Regions from separate parts of the Mus musculus genome. Here regions 1 and 2 are each linked to region 3. A link is a loop called in an ENCODE intact Hi-C map of the cell type or tissue named here. Cell type or tissue: left cerebral cortex. All regions are shown on one strand. Each heading gives the region's core, and the rest is flanking DNA. Links, peaks and the distances in the headings are about the cores only. Region 1 overlaps Ctnnbl1 (catenin, beta like 1). Region 2 has its middle 38 kb from the start of Platr27. Region 3 holds the start of Vstm2l (V-set and transmembrane domain containing 2-like).

Evidence for each region. Hi-C counts contacts between places; a loop is a spot of excess contacts. Peaks named below come from ENCODE experiments on the same cell type or tissue, not always from the same donor. Only the 100,000 strongest peaks of a DNase experiment are listed, where the experiment ranks them.
Region 1: it touches region 3 in a loop (5-fold over the local background); 3 of 42 quality-filtered maps call a loop at or near these places.
Region 2: a loop joins it to region 3, with 3 times the contacts of the local background. A loop is called at or near these places in 7 of 42 quality-filtered maps.

Annotation. Positions count from the first base shown.
Region 1 is chr2:157,802,303-157,806,419 of GRCm38, reverse strand. All of the region lies in intron 5 of Ctnnbl1 (catenin, beta like 1), which reads right to left. Among named protein-coding and RNA genes, the nearest start is that of Ctnnbl1, 67 kb to the right of the region's middle. In left cerebral cortex, for the core only: no CTCF peak of the experiment used is centred there; DNase peaks (open chromatin) are centred at 1,180 and 1,751; H3K27ac peaks cover 2,500 bases.
Region 2 is chr2:157,633,215-157,637,331 of GRCm38, reverse strand. No RefSeq gene overlaps it. Among named protein-coding and RNA genes, the nearest start is that of Platr27, 38 kb to the right of the region's middle. In left cerebral cortex, for the core only: a CTCF peak has its summit at 1,483 (motif pointing left); a DNase peak (open chromatin) is centred at 1,478.
Region 3 is chr2:157,913,020-157,917,136 of GRCm38, reverse strand. It overlaps Vstm2l (V-set and transmembrane domain containing 2-like), which reads right to left and starts at 2,484. Exons shown (of 4, transcript NM_198627.2): 1 at 2,206-2,484. The coding sequence starts at 2,326. In left cerebral cortex, for the core only: a CTCF peak has its summit at 2,071 (motif pointing right); DNase peaks (open chromatin) are centred at 1,222, 1,804, 2,035 and 2,605; H3K4me3 peaks cover 2,030 bases; H3K27ac peaks cover 812 bases.

The DNA.
Region 1 (4,117 bases), core at 647-3,146, 110 kb after region 3:
GGTTACAAAGCTGGTGAATGCAAGGTTCTCATGGTCATCATCCCACCTCTCCTTCCCCAAGCTCTGCCTCAGCAGTACCTACACATGATGGAAAAACAGGGCATGAGGCATTGGGTAAAACATACTTCCAGCTCTTACTTGAGTCACCTTTTGAGGTCGGTAGGAAACCCACAGTAGCTACAGAATACACACATCTGCCAAGGAGCGATACCAAAGTCAGGATTCCTTCTAGAATCTTGAAGAGAGCCTTTCCTCCTTTACACTGCCATCTGTACAACAGGTTCTGGGGGACTGCCTGTGGGCAACCCCAGGGCATGCAGGGAAGGAAGGAGGGAAGGCAGCCCTGGTTTTCTCTCCTGGAGAAGAGACTCTTTAGCTAAGACAGCTGTGATCAGGCATCTAGGAAGACTGGAGAGCTGGGTACAGCCTCCCTTCCCCTTCCCACTGCCTTGCTTGCCTTACACAGGAAGTGAGGATAAAGAAGAATCCTACAGCAATCGCAGGAAAATGGGGGGAGGGGGCACTACTTTTGGCTAAAGGAACAACTCAAAATGCCCACAATCAAGTTTGCATCGAGTTTTGTTCTCACTCCATGCCATTTACCTCGCTGGGGAAGAAAAAGCCAAGTTCTTTGCTAGCAAGCCCCTTACTTCACGGACCCTGGCTCACTTTAAGATCTTGAACAACTCTGCCCAAACAGATACCTGAGAAACTAACCTTACCAAATAAACTTATGCAGTCACTGTGTGCTCTCAGTCAGTGTTGCATCTACCCTGGCATAAAGCTCACAGCTCTCACTCACAGAGCACACAACAAAGGCTCAGGGAGGTTAGGCAGCCTGGCCAGAGCCATAGAGCTGGGACAGCAGTGAGCAGAGAACAGAAAGACAGACAGGAGGAGGAAGAGCCCAGTGAGCTGCACTCTACAGACCTGGTTGGACAGAGCCTAAGGATGACAGGGAGGAGAAGACAAATACAGCCCCTGCTCTTTCTGGGACTTTCTGAGACTCAGGGGCAACATCTGGACATGAAGAAAATCTGAAATTTGTGGCCTGTCTGCACACCCAGTTGCTAGTCAGTGACGCTTTCTGAGCTCTCCCTTATGCCTTGGGGAAGGAATGGGGACGGAGCCACTGGAGAGGAGCTGGTGCCAGAGCTGGAAGGGCTGCAGCAGAAAATGAGCTGCTCTCCCTCTTCTCCCAGGGATACACAATCGTGCTCTCAAGTCTCACAGCCAGTAAGAACATTAAAGTGTTTCCCTTAATAAACTGAATCATTTATGCATGGCAAAGAAAGCAGAAAACATCTGGGGGCACAGAGCATCCACAACTTAGTTTTTTCTAAACCACCCTAACTAACTCCCCTATCTCCCCCAATTCAGAAGTGGCAAACGTCACAGCTCTGCTTGGCAGCAATGGCTTGTCACTGCTACAAACAAGACGGCATGGCCGGCTTCTGCTGCGATGGATGGCAGCATTATTTATTTGCATTATTTGTCTCTTTCCCTGATTCTTAGTTATGTTTGCCATCTCTGCTGTCTAGAAACTGGCAGGACAGTGGCGGTGAGCAGCACTTAGATCCTAGAGCCAAGTGGATATGGTTGGTGGGTGTCTGGCTGGAGGAAAGTCTTTTTTCTTGTTACAGAAATCTAACTTCCAACAGGCAGACTTTTTAAGCTTGCAAAGTGTGAAACTCAATGTTTAGTTGGGTTAGATACAATTTTATCTGATTGCAGGAGGGCCGAGAGCAGTCAAAATACATTTAGCTCAGAAAACCCTTAGGAAAGTATTTGTATTATGCATGGCTCTGGAGTCGGCTGGTAAGGAGTGCAAATTAGCATTCTGCCTACTTCCTCCAGCCTCCAGCCTACCTTCAATTTTCTGGATCTGTGACCAAGTCTGAAACTAAAAACAAATCCTGCGTGGGGATTAAAGCACCAGCCAGAGCAGCCCTGGCCTTGGAAATGAGGTCTCTCTGAGGCCTGGCAGTTTCTGATAAGTCTCTGGTTATTTCTGCTTGTTAGCAGGTCCCCAAACAGCAGGTCTCACTATGAGGAGGTTTGAGGGCATGATCAGACATCTTTTTCCACTTGACCAAAGAAGAAGGATATAAGAGAAAAGGAGGAAAGAGGGAAACAGGCAGATGAGAGGGTCTGAAGAGGATTCCTTTTCTACCTGGCCCACTCCATGACACTCAAGAGCTAGATTGGAGTTCTTCCACCCACAACGCGTTTCAGAAATGTCATGTTTAAAAAAATAATAAAATAACCCCCAAACATGTGGAAGGGATCTTGATCAAATAAGTTTTGAAAGTCATAATACTAAAAGCAAGCCTACAGTCACCTCTTGAGATATGTGCCTCCATTCCTGCCCTCCCACTCCCCACCCACAGCTGCCTGTCGGTTGTTCTAAACATCTAGACAGACACTTGCCAATCCCATGCCTAATGTCTGCCCATGCAGACGATTTCACAGAGGCCTATAGGACGCAGAACCACTCCCCACACCAAGTGGCTCCTCTCATTCTCCCTGGTGCCAAGCTCATTCTCACCTTGGTCTCTTCCCTGTCCTACCCTGCTCTTGGCCATTTTGAATGGCTGGCTTCTTCTTGTACCCAGAACTCAGGCCTGTACTGGTTGATTTTGTGTCAACTTGACACAAGCTGGAGTTATCACAGAAAAAGGAGCTTCAGGTGAGGAAATGCCTCCATGAGATCCAGGTATGGCATTTTCTCAATTAGTGATCAAGGGGGGAGGGTCCCATTGTGGGTGGTTCAATCCCTGGGCTGGTAGTCTTGGGTTCTAAAAGAAAGCAAGCTGAGCAAGCCAGGGGAAGCAAGCCAGTAAGGAACATCCCTCCATGGCCTCTGCATCAGCTCCTGCTTCCTGACCTGCTTGAGTTCCAGTTCTGACTTCCTTTGGTGATGAACAGCAATGTGGAAAATGTGAGCTGAATAAACCCTTTCCTCCCCAACTTGCTTCTTGATCATGATGTTCATGCAGGAATAGAAACCCTGACTAAGACAAGGCCTTTTTAGAGAACCAGGTCTAACCAGACCCCCACACACTCAGCCATTCCATTTTCATCCTCTGCATGACCATCTTGTTTCACCCCCTGAGAGCAGAGACCCTATCAGCCATACTGAGAGCTACAAGCAGCCAGTTTCTAGGACCAAGAGGAAGTCAGCACGCAGTGAGCATCAAGCGAATGAAGACCTGGTGAGTTCTGCTTTGCGACAGAGATAAAGGAGAGAACACGAATGGAAGCAAGAAGGCCAGGAAGCAGAGGCTGACACGGTGACAAGCGTCAGGAGACCCTCAGCGTGGCTGCACCTGAGCAGCACAAAGCAAGCAGCACATCAGACCAAGGCAGACCATGGCCTGCGCTCAGGACTGGGCATCTGAGAAGGGCTGCCTGAGGGCAAGGATGGGTGTGGAAGGGTCCCCAGGTTCTCTACAGCAAGGTACACTTGCTCCAGTCTACAGAAGATGCGGGGCTCAGGCAGCTTCACGCCTCAGCGGCTCTTTACCCTGCTCTGTATGACTCCTCCGCACAATCTGAAATTCTGTTGGCTTGGCCCCAGATCTGACCAGCCCTACTCTTCATCCCACAGAGCCTGCCTTCTCAACCTCCTGGCCTCCTGTATCCTCATTGCTGTTTTCTTTAAACAAAGCCTCCATCTTTGGATGTCTTATTTAGACCCAAGTCATCCAAATATTTAAAAATAATTACTGAAAATGCTTTCTGAAACATTTTCAAACTGAAAACTGTTCAACAAACATCCACAAACATGTCACCATGTGGTAGATGACACTTCTCACCATCACCTGACATTTACAAACTGCTGGATCTCCACCAGTTCTGGAAAACAGCCAGCAAGTAGTGGGTGCCCTAAAGATCTCTAAATACGTACTGATGCCTCACAGGTGCACTGTGTGACAAACATGTGAAACACAACACGGAAGGGAAAGTAACCTTCACAGGGCACACAGTGAGTGGCAGAGCTGCAGGCCTGACCAGTCCCCCAGTGGGACCACAACTTGGGAAAGACAAACTGGCCCACAGAAGCTATAATGCAATGTGTCAAGTTCCCAGGTCTCTGCTGGGGAGATGATATGGA
Region 2 (4,117 bases), core at 501-3,000, 280 kb after region 3:
GTCAACATCTGTGGTCCATGTTACCATCAAAGGCCGAGTGCATAGTCCTGGTCTGGGTTGCCGCCCCTGGGCCATGTAGATGTACGAGGGGTGTGGGACGCTGAGCAGAGTTGGCTCCACCCCTCACTAGCCAGGTGGTTGCATGGGCAGGCCAATGCCCCTCGATGGGTGCAGCACTGGGGAGCTTTGATCCAGGGCCCACCCCAACATCTACTCCATCTATGAACTGCTGGAGCTCATGAAGGGGCTGGTCCTGCAGATCCAAAGTTGCAGAATCTCCATGACACAGGGCAAGAACAGAATATCTGAGAGGAGTCCGTGAGCATCCACTACTGATAGACTAGCAGAAGCCAGAGGCCTTGAGCCAGACCAAAGACTCATTGCAATGAACATTTGCAAGTAATGATATTTGGATAAAAGGTGTACTGTGGGACACCCTGCGGCTTCTACAGAGAGATGCTTTTGGTTGTTGCTTCTTTTACTTTTTAAAAAAATTTTTAGGCACACGCCTTTAATCCCAGCACTCGGGAGGCAGAGGGCAGGCGGATTTCTGAGTTCGAGGCCAGCCTGGTCTACAAAGTGAGTTTCAGGACAGCCAGGGCTATACAGAGAAACCCTGTCTCAGAAAACCAAAAAAGAAAAAGAAGAAAAAAAAGAAAAAAAGAAAAAGAAATTTCTTTTGGGTTGCAAGGGCAGAGGGTAGATATGAAGGGATGGGGAAATGAGTGAGATTGGGGTGCATAAAGTGAACTTCACAAAGAATCAATAAGAAGGTTTTTAAAAATTAAAATAATGTGAGAAAATGTTTCTGGGCCCCCAACCTTCTCCTATAACCACCTAGGCTAAGCCTCCCTCCCTGGAGACCACTGCAGAAATCCTGGCTGTTCTTGAGGGTCTGTCTCAAAGCAAACACATCAGGATCTGGACCATCTAAGGGCTGCTTCCTTCTGGAACAAAGAGCCTGGCATTTGGGAGAGAAAAGTCATGCTTTCCCAGCAAAAGTGGTTTCTTGGCATCGATGGGTGGAACTGCCTCATGGATGGATACCCCTTTCCACAGGACTAATTATAGATTTATTAATATTTATGGGCCTCTCGTCGCAGCCGATAGATCTTGTTCGAGGACATTAAGCCTTATCTCCGTCCCTCCAGGAAGGGGCATCGAAAGCCAGTTCTAATTGGGTAGCCGGCAATCAAGATAGAAGGGAAAAATGACAATAGCTTGCCTGTTGCCATATATTAAAATATGGTCCTCCCCTCTCAATGATTATCTGCAGAATTAATATCTTGCTAGTCCAGGTTTGGGCCCTAATAGCAGGAAACCGTATTAAATACTTTGCTAAGAGCAATCAGCTTTTTGATAAGGCTAATGGCTCTAGCCCTGGCTATTTCTCATGCTGAGCGGTCTGTTTCTAATCCAGCAGAAGCCTGGCCACTTTGTCCGTCTCGTTTGTCATTCAAAGTCAGCAACACTGGCGCCATCTCCTGGTCAGGCTCCCTGCTGCATCTTTCCATTCCCCATCCTGTCGCGGCCTGGAAGGCTTGCCCTGGGAATGAGGTGGCCATTGCATCTGCAGGAAGACGCGAGAGATGAATGCTGGTTCTCTATTTACTTTGTCTTTTCACTTAATCGAGGCTCCTAGCCGTAGAACGGTGCGGTGCGTGTTTAGGGTGGGTCTTCTCACCTCTGTTAAGACAGTCTAGAAAGTTCCTGAGAGTCGTTCCTGCAGATTTATTGCCATGGTGACTCTAAATCCTATCAAGCTGACAATGAAGGTTGCCATCAGCCATCACACGACCTCTCTGGGCTCAGTTTCTGCATCTGTAAAATGGGACTAGAAGTTGTCATCCTCTGCAGAACCCTGTGGTCCAGCCAGAGACGGACACAGTGTGACAGCTCTCAGAAGGGAAGCCTACGCGGGGCAGGTACCTGAGGTCCCAGATCTGGCCTGCACCGTGGCAGCGTCAATACCAGCAGCTGGGGCAGGGCAGCTGCCGGTGGCAGCAGGCAGTGACAACAGAGGCAGCAGGAGCATGAGTCCAGCCTGTCAGGAGGGTACAAGGACCAGCGATGAATGCTTCTGGGAAGAAAACCTTTTCCCCAAGTGTCACAGCTCAGTAAATCAGTCGCTCTCAGATGATTCTCGGTGAAATAGCCTGTGCGCTCTATTCCATGTGTACAGGGACTTTATAAACACTGAGGAGCAGGGTGGGATCCAGGGGTAGGGGTTTCCTATTGGCTCAAACTGAGATGCTAATGATGCTAACCTGCATGGGGAAGGACTTCAGATGTTTTCCCCCACATGGCTGATTGTCATGGTCATCTCAGTGGGTTGTCGTGGTTATGTGTCCCAGAGCACGTAGAGTTTGGCATGGAGTTGGCCCCACTCCTACCATTCTCAGTTCTGAGTTTCAGGGGGCTTGGGGCCACTCAGCCTGACCAGTTCTTCTGTCTGGTGGCAAGGTCTACTTGCCCACAAGAAGTCCCTGTAACTGCTGTTTTGAGCTTTAAATGAGACTATATGAGTAAGACAGGGTGCCCAGGCACAGGCAATGCCTACAGATCAGCTCATCTTTACTACACTCCCTGGCATCCTCCTGCCATTCAGAAACCTCTCTGCGGGTCTCCACCTGACCTTGTCTTGTGTTGTGGGTGCTTTTGTGTCTCCCCTCTGCCACCCTAGATTGGGCTCTAGATTCTCAGGGATCTAGATGTGCCCAGCTTTACCATTTCTCAAGGCCCTGGGTAGCTGACTTGAAACCTGACACAGTGAATGCCCAGATGTTGCCTCAGTGTGAGCATCATTCCAGATGTGTGACATTCACTGTGCTCCAGACCCCGTGGCAGGGCCCTTTACAGAGATTAATGCATAGTAACCAGGGATCAGCAAGAGTCCTCAGCCACCAGCCCAGGGAACTAGGCCGTGCTTCTGCTTCCCAGGTCTCAGGCAGCCCCATTGGGCACAGTGATGGCTTTCTTTCCCCCAAGGTGGAAACTGCTTCTTGCTGGGTCCCCACTCTGTCTAGGCTCTCCCCAAGAGTATCCCCCACCCTTAAAGTGACTACTGTGGTTCTCGTATAAGAATGATGGGTACTAGCCGGGCAGTGGTGATACAGGTCTTTAATCCCAGCAATTGGGAGGCAGAGGCAGGTGGATTTCTGAGTTCGAGGCCAGCTTGGTCTACAGAGTGAGTTCCAGGACAGCCAGGGCCATGCAGAGAAACCCTGTTTAAAAAAAAAAAAAAAAAAGAATGATGGGTATTGAGGTTCAGAGAGGGTGAGGTGACATGCTTGGTCACACAGCATATTAAGTTAAATTTCGAACCCAGATCCAGAGGCTCTGGTTTATTTGGGACTAGGGGTTTGGTAAGAAGGATGAGTCCGATCCAGCTCCTGCTGGACTGCCACCATGTCCTGACTTTTGTGCTCTCTTCCTGGGGCACCAGCACTCTGGCAGTCTGTTCCGTGGTAGCTGGCCCTTTACCTCGGGAGGCAGGCAGACCCACCCTAGCCTCTGCTTTTTAAGCTTCACTTCCAATCACCAGCTGGAATCTAATTTTAACAACTACAGAGTCCCCTTCCTAGGATCCAGATCCTGTACTGTCTAACTCTGACCCTGGTGCCCCTGGGTCTTAAAGCCCACCAGATCTCCCTCTTCAGGCTACAGACATCCGAGTTGAGAGGAAAAGGGTCCAATTCTCCCTCATGGGAACAATGTACGTGATAGAAGCCCTGTGGGGAGGGAGGGAAATGAAACGACCTCCTGGGTGAAGTAGGGCAGGAGGCCTGAAGCCTAGGCCCAGGCTCTGGAAATAGCGAGCTCACCAGTGAGCCAGTGGACGAGGCAGTGCCAACACTTGGCTGCAGGACCAGAGAACCCAAGCAGGCCAAGCAGTCTGTAGGTCTCCAACAAGGAACAGACAGATGTCCCGTAGACAATACGACCAGAATTAAATCTAGTGAAACAAACCCAGGGGCTAGGCCCTGCTCTCAAATGCACAGGGCCCTGCTCACCCTTCCATGTAGGCAGATCAATAGGCAGCATTGGTACAAGAACCCAGAGCCCAAGAAGAGCTGATTTCTCCTCCTGCCGCTGGCACCTGTCACCAAGACAGCTA
Region 3 (4,117 bases), core at 617-3,116:
AGCAGCCAGTGCTTGGTGACTTTGAGCCTGGCAATGTCGAGAGGGTGGACGGGCCCCTGCAGAGCAGTGGGGCCATCTCTTGAGGGACAGAGCAGAGGAGGTCCCAAGGGGTGACCCATTTACCCAGAGACAGTCAAGAGGAGATCAGATTCTCAGAAACTGGTCCTGTCCCCTTTGCATCCAGCACCTCCCTGAATCCCCAATTCAGGGGTTGGTCCAGAGTGGGGATGAGAAGATCAGTAGGGCTGTGCCCCTCTCAGCGCAGCTGGCACCAGGGGGCAGGAGGAGACTGTCACACAAAGGAAAGAGCCTGCTTACTCAAGAATGACCCAAATTCGGAGGGTCTGGTGCCCCAAAGACAATGACCATAGGCCTCAGAGTTCTATGTTTGTACCTCAAGGGATCTCAAACTCAGAAAGGCAAGTCCTTCTTGAAGAGGCCTCCTAGTATAAGTTTTGACAGTGCCAAGGAACTGAGCTGGACAGGCAGACGGGAGGGGAGAGAAGGGAGGAATTCCCAGTTTCCCCTGAATGAGAAAAAAAAATGTGACAGGGAGAGAAATGACCTGGACAAAGTGCTGCTTCTCGCCTGACAGACCCTGGAGCCAGTCTTGGCTCAGCCGCTCTCTCACTGTGTGACCTTGGGCAACTCCCTTCACCTCTCTGAGACTTGATTTCTCCTCTGTGAATAGAGCATCAAAATAGTCCTTTCCCTGTTTTCTACCTTTCCTGCCAGGCCAGCAGAAATCATGATGGACATCAAGGTATGTGAGAGGTTTTTGTCCAACATAGCGAGGAGGTGAGGTGTATGTAGATACGGGGATCTGGGCTTCCCTTAGGCACAGGAATTCTGAGCATGGCTTTGAAAACCCCTCCCTCTGGAGCAACCCCAATCGTGCAGCACACCTGTAAAAGGCCTTGCCTGGGTTTCCAGGCTCTGGCGCACACCTTTAACTCACTCCCATCAAAAGAAATCATCCTGTTCTCAGCCCTTTGTTCAAACCTCTCCCAGCCTGGGCACACAGAGCACAGCACGTGTGCTGTAGCCTCTGATGAGGGAAGGGATGGACGGAAGCAGGGTCACCTCTGGTTTCAACCACCCCTGCCCCATCACACAGCATGGCTCAGGGGCAGGGAGCCTCCACAGCTGCCTGCCCCACACCACCCAACTCTGCTGCCAACTTGGGCTCCTGTGGGGAGGAAAGGCGCTTCAGACACTCGTGCAGGCAGCACTTGCTTTCTCCTTGCTCCCACAATGCTGGAGTTCAACATTTCAGTCCTCTAGGGGCAAGGTTGAGATGGGGTCCCCGAGATGGGGGTGTCCTGTAGGATTCAAGGGGTTCATGATCCCCCCAGGGACAAACACCCTACATTCCTCTTTACTCCTGGCCTCTAGCTGAAAGAATAGACCTCAACTACTCCAGTGTATCCCAGCTCTCCGTCCCTACCTTCTTATCCCCAGACTGTCCCTACCCCTGGATGCCACCCACCCACATGGATGGCAAAGGAAGCTGCCACCCAGGCTAGCAGGTCTTAAGCAACAGCATCTGGCGCCCCTCAGGACCATTCCCGGCCGTGGAAGGGATGGATCCTGATGAAGAGGATGCAGGAGCAGTTTCAGCGTTAAACCCACAAAGGAGAAAGGAATCGGGGCAGAGAGAAGTGGGTGGGCAAAGTGTGTGCACAAGTGCGTGCGTGCATGTGTATCCGTGTCTGCAGGCAGACAGGCAAGAGTTGTGGCGAAGCGAAGCGTGTGTGCCCGAGTGCCAGCTGGCAGGGTGAGCCACCAGCCAGTGTCTGATTCGTGTGCGTAGTGGGCACAAGTATATTTACCAGCGAGGAGAGGCTCAGAGGGGATGTGCAGAGTTGTGAGTGTGGGATGCAGTGAGCGTGGCTGAGTGTGTCCGCGGTTGGAGACATCTGTATGGTCGCAGAGGTGTGTGTATCCGTGTGAGTGTGTACGCGCGTGGAGGGGGTCTTCTGCGAGCTGGGGCCAGAGCGAGTGTGCTCTTGGGAACCCCTTCTCGCAGAGCTGGCCCCGATAGGAGACAGGGTGGGTCCCCAGTCCCAGCAGAGGGCGCCCCGGAACTCTGGGCCATAGCATCAGTCGGCGCAGGTTCGAGCACCGCGACCGCCAAGTTGGAGCGGCTGCGACCGGGGTGGGGTTCAGTGGGGGGAAGTCCGTGGGGGCTGCGCGCAAACTCACCGTGTCCGGAGACGTGGTTGTCCCAGGGCGCATGGCCTGCGGGTCGCGTGGCGCCGCCGAGTTGCAGGAAAAGTGCCAGGTAGTGGAGGGCGCCCAGCGCCGCGGCCAGCGGGGCCCCCATGCTGCGCGCTCCGGCCGGGGGCGCCGCCGCCTCACATCGGGGCTCCGCAGCCCGCAAAGCCCGCGCCCGCCGTACCCTGCCCGGCGCCGCCGCCGCCCTCTCCTGCTGGCCCCGGCCCGGCCCCGGCTGCAGGCAGCGAGCGCACGCCCAGCCCGCCGCCTCCGACTGCGGGACTCTTCGCTTGCGCGGAAGGCCACTCCGCGCCGCCGCGCACCCGCCCTCCCCCTCGCTCCCCGCCCTGAGCCGGCGGCGGCGGAGGGATCCGCAGCTTGATTTATCATCAAAGTTTTGCCCAGGCTGGGATTTTTAAAGCGGTACTCGCAACTGGCCTCCCGCGCGGGAGCGGGGGTGGGGCAGGCCCGGGGGTGGAAGGCCACCTGGGGACCTAACCCCCCGCAGGGCGGAACACTAGGGTGTTGGGAGTCGAAATCCGATCGTTGGGGATAAACATCCGACCTGCCACCAGACCCGTGCGCTGGAGGGGCCGCTCAACTTTGCCAGCTGGGTAGTGTTGGGGCCAGGGCCAGGCGAGGTGCAGGACAGGTGAATAGGGGTGGGGGGCGCACCCGGGATGAGACATAGGTGAACTAGTTTAAGATCTGGCAGCTTTGGGGTCCCCGTGTGATCACGCGTAGTTTCTCCTGTCCTCGAGTTCTTCGTCTGAAAAATGGGGACAGACGCCACCACCAGAAGCAGTGTGTGTCGGGGGTTGGGGGGGGGGGGGTCTTTGGAGTTAGGTGGGTAAAGTGGGGAACATCGTGGCGCCCACACAATGTAGTTATCATTGTGGTTCCTGTCTCTGGGACTCAGCAGTTAGTGGGGCTCCTAGCTTAGAGGTGTTGGGGTTCTACACAGTGAACTGGATCGCCCCCTTCTGGACTGTAAGGCTCTCCCTAGATGAAAGGTCTAGATGGAGTGTGTGTGTGTGTGTGTGTGTGTGTGTGTGTGTGTCTGTGTGTGTAAACCATGAAGACTCTTTCATTCCCAAGAGTGGCAGTCCAATTCTGATTCCTTCCTTGACTCTTTAACTGAGGCTTTTGTGACAGGAAAAGAGGGTTGGGGGGTTATTTTAAAGAAAAGCCTATTTCATAAGGCTGCCTTCTCCGAGGTCTTGAGAAGATCCGGAGCAAGGTTTCGGACCCCGGGAAGGATTCTTCCTACCCTCATTTCTCCTCTGCCTTCGCCGGCAGGCATTGTTTCAGCATTGCGGACAGCACCCTTTTCGTTTCATCCTTTAAGAACCGCGGACAGCGCCTCGGGGGTGATTAGATGCGAGGGTTCAGCACCGTGGACAGATCCCCGCTCCACACACACAGCACCGCAGGGATCCAGCTTCCAGCACGGCTCACAGTACCTAAAGTTTGAGAGATCTAAAAAGCGGAGTGACACACCGTGCTTGCTGTCTTTATTCTGTCTCCCTATGCCCCTTTCAGATATTATGGTGGATAGTATACTGTTGTCACCAGGATCAACTCAAGTTTCCCTCCCTGCTAGGTGTTGCATGTTAGAGGCACAGTTTCAGCACCACGGACAGCTCCTCTTCAGCATCAGCCAGCTGTGCAGAGGCTCTTTAAACTCCTATCCAAGATCTTTCCAGAACACTGTGGTGGCAGAACCGGGGATCGGACCCGAGTGTTCTCCTCTTCAAACGCAGATTGGAAGTAAATAAATACATTTCAAAATATGAAGAGGGGCAGACAGAGAGACAGAGACTGAGTGAGACTGGAGGGAAGGGCACAGCAAAGGGACAAGAAGTCTCAGGTCCTTCCAGAACAGCCTCTAGGTACTATA